Regions from separate parts of the Homo sapiens genome. Here region 2 is linked to region 1. A link is an interaction called in ENCODE POLR2A ChIA-PET data of the cell type or tissue named here. Cell type or tissue: endothelial cell of umbilical vein. All regions are shown on one strand.

Region 1 (4,000 bases):
CCATTTCTAATTTTAGCTCTCCCATGTACTTCTTGCCACTTCATGCCTGTTTTCCCTGAGGACCCACTGACTGAGAAGGACTGTTATAGAAACTCTGTTTTCCTCTAGGAACGTGCTCTCAGACAGTGTCCCTGAGCCTGGAAGTGCTCCCCACATGTCTCTGGAAGTGGGGCGGGGAGGAGAGCCAAAGGTTTCCTCCACCTTCGCTTTGGTGGTTGGTCACCAGGAAGTAGGTGCACACTCTAAAGTGAAACAAACAAAAAGTGATGTCTGCCAACAGCCACCACCAAGACAAGCGTCTGGGTTCTCGTTTCTCCTCTGGTGGCTCCTCAGGCCAAATGATACCTTCTTGTCACCCACGGGGTCTGAGTCAGAGGTGAAACTCAACCCCCACACCGTACTCCTGGTATCTGCCAGGGGATTTGGAATTCCAGAATGTTTATTTCTGGTTCATTGACCTAAGATTCAAGCACACATAGCCTGAAATTACAGTACTGTATATCCAGAGCCCAGAACTGCAAGCCCATTATTAACAGTAATACATTTTGTGGCCTGAGGATTTTTCCCAAATTGCTCTCAGTTGCATGTTTTACCCGATATCATTTTGTCTGTTCTGATTTTATAAGTGCCACATATTACAGAAATTTTGAAAAAGCATGTAATGGAGAACAAAATCCCATACTCTCCCTTATCCCCATACCCAGACAGGAGGTATGCGAGGAAAGAGATGGAAGTTTCGCCCAGGACTAGACTTGTGCTGGGAATCGCCCTCTCTTGCCTATGTATACAGAGATTTGGAGGGGGATGTGGAGAGACTGGTGGAGTTATGGAGGGAAAGATAAGGCAGTATGTTTAAAGGAGATTTGGAGAAAAGTTTTCTGAAGGAGGGGCAAATGACCCTTTGCTATATCTCCTCATCAAAAAAAAAAAAAAAAAAAAGCCAAGAATCTACATTTCCTGTGTGTGCCTCTGGAATTCAATTTCTGTTGGGGTCGAAGGGGTTAAGAATAAAGGACACACTAAAATTAGCCTCAGGATGAGTGCATTGGCTCACGCCTGTAATCCTAGCACTTTGGGAGGCCAAGGCAGGCAGAACCCTTAAGATCAGGAGTTCAAGACCAGCCTGGCCAACATGGTGAAACCCCACCTCTACTAAAAAAAAAAAAAAAAAAAAAAAAAAGTTAGCCAGGCGTGGTGGCAGGCACCTGTGATCCCAGCTACTCTGAAGGCTGAGGTGGGAGAATCACTTGAACCTGGGAGACGGAGGTCAAACCATTGCACTCCAGCCTGGGCAACAGAGTCAGACTCCATCTCAAAAAAAGTAGTAATAATAATAACAATAAAATAAAATAAAGTTAGCCTCAAGGCAAGAGCAGTGTTCCTTAGGTTACATAATAAAAAGAAAGATTAAGAAACGCTGGGTGTGGTGGCTCACGCCTGTAATCCCAGCGCTTTGGAAGTCCAAGGCAGGTGGATCACCTGAGGTCAGGAGTTCGAGGCCAGCATGGCCGACATAGTGAAACCCCATCTCTACTAAAAATACAAAATTAGCTGTGCGTGGTGGCACATGCCTGTAATCCCAGCTACTCAGGAGACTGAGGCAGGAGAATTGCTTGAATCCGGGAGGCGGAGGTTGCAGTGAGTTGAGATAACACCACTGCACTCCAGCCTGGGCAAAGAGAGCGAAGGTCCATCTCAAAAAAAAAAAAAAAAAAAAAAAGAAAGAAAAGAAAAGAAAAGAAAAAGAAAGCAAGAAACCCATCCTCTAAAAGCAGAATTTGGGAAATATTTCCTTTAAAAGGCAAAATAGTAAATATTTCAGGGTTTGCCAGCACATATTATATCTGTTTCCTCTGTTGCATACTCCATGAAGCAGCTGAAAGAGGTCAAGAATCGAAGAGGTTCTAAGAGAGGAGAGGCTTTATTTTATAGTATAATATGAATTCTAATCATCATAATTATTTGCTCCGTTACCTGCCACAGTGAGAATTGTTAATTGTTATTTTAGGCGTTTTCCTCAGGTGTTCAGTTATTGTCCGAGGGCATGAGTAACACACAGTGATGCTAGCGGTAAAATGTGTGTGTGCCCAGAAAGGAAGCAGGTCCTTCCCCTTAGCGTAGAGGAAGGGCCACGTGCACCGAATGCACACAGGCCCCGTGCCTGACATTCCCACCACCTTACTAATGCCCGGTCCTCATGTTTACTCTTCGTTTAGGTCAAGGAAGCTGATCCGCTGAGTAATGGCTCAGTCATGATTTTTAACACCTCTGCCTTACCACATCTGTACCAAATCAAGCAGCTGCAAGCCCTGGCTAATTACAGCATTGGTGTTTCCTGCATGAATGAAATAGGCTGGTCTGCAGTGAGCCCTTGGATTCTAGCCAGCACGACTGAAGGAGGTAATTCCTGGGGTTCAGAATGTATATTGCCCCCAATGACATGTGATTCAACAAACCCTTCCCAGTGGCCTGACTGAGAGTTGAAACTTTGCTTTGTTTGGACTTTGTCTCTGGAGGAGAAAATTATTGAGGCGACTGATGAAAATGGGAAAGATATTTCCTCCATACTGTAAAAGCATTCAGTGACAAAACTTAGCCGTGTTATGTATAGGTAATCTTTTCTTTTACATAGGAGATAATAGCAGCACACTTTAAAACATGCTCTCTCACAACACAACAATCAATACATGTTACCAACACAGTGGTCAATACAGAAGCCTTCGGCCACTCCAATATATGTGGGGATTTCTCTCCACCAGCAAGCAGTCGGCTCTGCAGCGGAGACCAGCTGAGTGTCCTCCATTCAAGTCTGACACTACATGGAGATAGCTTCAGATCCCATAGGTTGAGGACTCAATCCCCAGGCCTCCCCTCCCTCCCAACCCCGTCCCCAGCCTTTAGATGCCAATCACAAGTCTGGGCCTCTGGAACTTCTGACTAAGTGTTTCCCATGACCTCAGCTTTGTGTCCAATTAATTTGCTAGAACGGTTCACAGACCTCAGGGAAATACTTATATTTACCAGTTTATCATAAAGGATATTACAAAGGATACAAATGAAGAGATGCGGAGGATGAGATATAGAAGGAAAGGGTGTGGAGCTTCCATGCCCTCCCTGGGCGCACCACCCTCCAGGAACCTGCACATGTTCAGCTATCTGGAAGCTCTCTGAACCCTGTTCTCTTGTTTTTTTGTGGAAGCTTCATGATGTCAGCATTCCTTCCTCCAGGTTATGGGTCAGGACCCCCTTTGTAATAAGGGTCTTATGACCCACAGTCAGAAAGATGGGGAAGATTAGAGTCCTGCATTGAGGCAGGTGAAAGGAGGGCGGGAAGAGGTCAGAGAGATTGTTTTCTGAGGCCTGCCCCTGAGGCGTAAAGCACCCAACATCATAGCAAAAGATTGTAACCAGGGCTATGGGAGTTGTAAGCCAGAAATCATGACAAAAACCTGTGTGTGTGTGTGTGTGTGTGTGTGTGTGTGTGTGTGTGTGTGTGTGTAGGTTATTATATATATGTACATATACACACATATATACACATAAAATAACCCACAAGTCCATTAAAATGTAATCGAATCATTCAAATGGATAGGTTTAATTGCATCGTATTTTCTATTTGTTCTATCTGTAATTTGTTCTCCTTTTCTTCTTTTTCTTCATTTAAAAATATTATTTTTATATTTTTAATATTAATATTTTTATGATTCTATGTTTAATATTTTTATGATTCTTATTTTTTATTCTTTGTTTGGCTTATTAGCCATAGCTCTTTTTCTGTTCTTTTAGTGGTTGCTTTAGGATTCACAGTGTACATATTTAACTTATCACAGTGTACCTTCAAGTGATTTATACCATTTCACATATATTCCATTTTCTCCTTCAGATATTTTTGGCTACTGTTGTCAAATATTTTACTTTAATGTATCTTAAAATACCATTGCTACACTGTTGTTATTTTTGTTCAGTCAGTAATCTTTTACAAAGAGATTTATATAACCAG
Region 2 (4,000 bases), 810 kb before region 1:
CGGTCAAGGCATGGCTGCTGATGATCCGCTTATGGGTGTGTTTATTGTCTTAGCCCATGTTAGATGCGAGGAACCACTCACACTGCAAATGACAGCTCCTGGCTCAGTCTTAGTGTCATACTTGCCTTTAACTGGCAACTCCCCTGCAATACAGGGATTGTCATCTTTAGTCCTGACTTTCCAATTCCATCTTGGATGTGCTACCCTGGCCAGAAGCCACTGGGTGTGCCCTTACTTTGACCTTTCACCAGTAAATTCCATCTTAGGGGGCTTTCTCTAATTGCTTCAGACTCCCTCCTGACCCTTTATACCACCCCAAAACCAAAGGCCCTGGTTTAGGAGCTGAATTGTAGCAGCCGTTCCTCAGTATCTAGATCGCAGGGAGATTTCACTGGAGCTGGCTGAAGCTGTTGGCGCTTTGAGCAGCGTTGAGCCATCAGTCCTAGTTCTGCGTCTTTGCCCCACTGCAGCTTTTGGCCACTTGCCCCAGTTTAGTGTCACCAGGCCCCGACTATAAGCCACAGTAATTTTTATGGCTGCAGGTATTAGAGGGCAGCCAGTCTACAGAGGTAGGGGCTGCCCATCCTCCAGCTGTCTTTTGCAATACGGGCATACACTTCGAGCCAACAGCAGCTCCAGCCGGCCGTGCCAGCTGTCAAATGCTTTCTGGGCTGGCACGGCTCTTTGAATCCGTGGTAATGGCTTCCTCTGTTGAATGTCGTCCAAAAGCAATTGCTTGTCAGCTTAAAAGCGTGTGCCATGTTGTCATGCCCGCCGTCTGAGAGGGCAGGCATCCCCGCACACTTGCAGACTGGGATGCTGTAGCATCTTCTCATGAGTCAGGGATTGGGTGTAACTTTTGCCAAAATTTCCTGCATTTTCCCCACCCTCTCCAACATGTCTTTGAATACCCCATATCCTTTACATTTGAGATGAAAGTGGAACTCTAAAAACCTTGGAAAGATTCTCTTGTGAGGTGACTTCTACTTAAGCTTGGTCACAGCCTCCTGCTGTCCTCAAAGAGTGGGCAGGAGATTTCTTCCCTTGGACGCTGCCAGTGCTGGAATATGAAACTTACCAAGTGTCAGCAGTTGGGGTCTGTCCTTCACGTTGACCCAGCCCCCTCATTGGTGTCCTGATGATTGTGGACACCCAGTCAGCCCCATTTTCTGGCCACACCAAGCATGGCAATGACACCAGGTTGGCACAAAACAACTCTGCCTGGATTGATTACTTAGCCCATCATAGCGTACACTTTCTTCATTTTAGTAAGTTGTGGTTTTATTTTGAATAAGTCTCTTTCAACCTATTAATATTAGTCTACACTAAAATTAACCTTCCCCTAAATTATTCTCACACAGAGGCAGCAAAGTAATTTTGAAAGTTAAATCAAAACAAAGCAATCTTGTGTGTAAAACAGATAAAAATCACAGACTGTGGTTACAGAGTGCCTCTACAGGAATCGCTTACATAAAGCTGATTTCCTCCAATCTTGTTATGGAAGGAAAAGGGGAAATGCCCTGGCCTTATCACAATCCCATTCTGTCAAACAAGCGCGGCAGAGCTTGTGTAAACAGTGGAGCTGCAGCTGCGGCTGGTGTCTGTGGGGGCCATTCGGGGTCTGAGGGGACAGTTGTCTCAGCCTGATGCATGGCAGGTGGTTCCCGCGACGGTGTGTTGGAGGTATCCCCCACCCAATGAGAAGGGGGTTTGTGGAGAGACAGTCATGTAGCCCGGTCTCGTGTGGATTAGTCATTAAGAAATGTCCAGGGCAGATTTCAGACTTGAACAGTGAACCAGGTTGTAGCTCATGGCGTCGAGGTTGAGGTGTTGTGTTGCCGCTGCCTTTGGTGACTGTGAATTTATACCTTGCACATACTCACAAAATGGATTAGAACCTGAAAGTGGGCGCTGTGGAAGACCTGAGGACCCTGAAAGCATTGGATAAGCTGGTGATTTCCTTTTGAACAGTTTCTCAGTTTGTAACAAACATATGCTGGTCACTGACACAGAGACTTTTTTATGTTCTGGATTGCTCTTTCCTTCCCATACCGAGAAGGTGGGAGGATGGGGGTTGACATTGCCTGTGTCTGTGACCATGGGCACCCCTCTGGGTCACGGTGTTTATCATAGCCAAGCAGCCAGAGGCACAATGGCGCATCACTGCGAGACTTTATTTAGCTTCTTAGGGCAGATTACTCCAAATCACTGGTTTTTCAAATAAATTACAGCTACCAGAAATTCACCCCTGGGGGAATCTGCAGCATATTTGAATGTCAGTTAACTTGGGTGGTAAGATAGTTGCTTTACATCCTCTTTGAGTTTTTCAAACATTTTTTTGAGTGCTTTTTTTTTTTTTTTTTTTTTTCCTATTTTAAGGAGTAAATCATTGGTATGCCTGCCCTTTTTGTAGGGATGTCTTCCCCTTTGCAGGGAAATGAAAACAAGTTTTCTTCACAATCTCTGGGAGGCATCGTGCTTTGTGACACAGTGCTCTTGAAGAGGTGCCTTTCATGGTGATTAAGATGGGATTGGTTGTTCACTTAAATATGGGCTCCCACCCCTCCCCACCCCCAAATTAGGGAGAAACTAAGAAGCTTTCCTTTTGTTGTTTCAGGTATTTTTGAATAATTACCAAGCAGCCGAAGACCACCCACGAATGGTTATCTTACGACTGTTACGTTACATTGTCCGCCTGGTGTGGAGAATGCATTGACAGGTTCTTTGCGGAGCCGAGATACCATGCAGACATTTTGCTTGTTCAAACCAACAAGACCCAGCACCGCGGTCTCCTGGTGCCATTATTATGCAGCCAGCGGTTCTCTTGTGGAGGGGGCAGGTGACGTTTCAGAAGACACCGAGCTGGATGGGACTACCTTTCTGTTCATCACCACACAGCAGAATTTCTAATGGAAGTTTGTTGTGAATGTAAAGGAGGGAGCATTCTTTGCTTTTTAATATACAAACCATGGTTTTTTGGAGCAGGATTTTGTGTAAGAATGGTGTTTACATGCAGTGTGTTTTCCCCCTCACCTTCAATAAGGTTTTTCAAAAAGGAAATGGAAACTTTTTAACCAATTTGTGAATAACTTTTGTATTAAAATTTTAAGAACCTACGGCCTATTCTCAGAGGATTATGTAACCCCTGCAGTGGAAACTGAGCCAGCTAACTTAAAAAGCTGCCTTAGTTTATTTTTAGAGATTACAGAATTTTTAAACAGGGAGACGTGTGATATACTCCCTCCCTTCCCTACTATTGCCTCTCTGACCTTTTTAAATTATTTTTAATACCAAAAGAGTTCTTTTGAAATGGAACTGATTAAAAGGGCAGAGGGTCTGTTGCCAGCCTGCATTGATATACCAGTCCCATTTGTAAATATTTACGTACCTTTATAAATTCAGTTGCATCTGTGGCAAAATTTCAGACTATTTTTGCGTCTTTCCTCATCACTTTTTGTGATGCAACTCCAGTCTGGACTCAGATGCATAGATTTGGTCCAGTGTATTTTCATGATAAAGTGAAATTGAGTCAGAACAAGAGTTAATATCTGCCTGTATCTTGCACAGTTCGAGCGATCTGTTATTAACTGGGAAGCATTTGGTGTTGGTTTTCATTCCATTTCGACGAGCATGTTATTGGGAAGTATTCTGAAGAGGCAATAGCAGTAATAACAACAGACTTAAGTGCTACGCCCCTTTGTGCTGCTGGCTTTTCTGGTTGCAGGCTTTCCCATGGTCACAGGATGCACTGTCAGCATCAGGTCCCAGAGGGCCACCGTGTCCATTACAGCAGAGTCCAGCTGCAGCATCCAGCTCACGCCCTCATGGGAATTGGCACAGGCCTGGGGCAGGGCTTCTGATGGCCATTTGCTTGGCCTCCTGCATTTTAGTCCAACTCACAGTCCACTAGCTTCACTCCTTTAAATTCACTTTGAAACAGGCCTCATCCCACTTCCACCAGCACCATAGAAGAATAATTCTGGGCAGAAGTCTGTTTTTT

Evidence for each region. ChIA-PET counts read pairs that join two places held together with the same protein. Peaks named below come from ENCODE experiments on the same cell type or tissue, not always from the same donor. Only the 100,000 strongest peaks of a DNase experiment are listed, where the experiment ranks them.
Region 2: POLR2A ChIA-PET joins it to region 1 with 5 read pairs; 1 of 35 experiments calls an interaction of 5 or more read pairs at or near these places.

Annotation. Positions count from the first base shown.
Region 1 is chr2:111,973,073-111,977,072 of GRCh38, forward strand. It overlaps MERTK (MER proto-oncogene, tyrosine kinase), which reads left to right. Exons shown (of 19, transcript NM_006343.3): 7 at 2,217-2,400. Among named protein-coding and RNA genes, the nearest start is that of MERTK, 76 kb to the left of the region's middle. RefSeq lists an enhancer at 2,120-2,414. In endothelial cell of umbilical vein, no CTCF peak of the experiment used is centred here; DNase peaks (open chromatin) are centred at 2,219 and 2,939; H3K27ac peaks cover 3,815 bases.
Region 2 is chr2:111,161,516-111,165,515 of GRCh38, forward strand. It overlaps BCL2L11 (BCL2 like 11), which reads left to right. Exons shown (of 4, transcript NM_138621.5): 4 at 2,618-4,000. The coding sequence ends at 2,716. Among named protein-coding and RNA genes, the nearest start is that of BCL2L11, 43 kb to the left of the region's middle. In endothelial cell of umbilical vein, no CTCF peak of the experiment used is centred here; DNase peaks (open chromatin) are centred at 676 and 1,576; H3K27ac peaks cover 1,108 bases; H3K27me3 peaks cover 406 bases.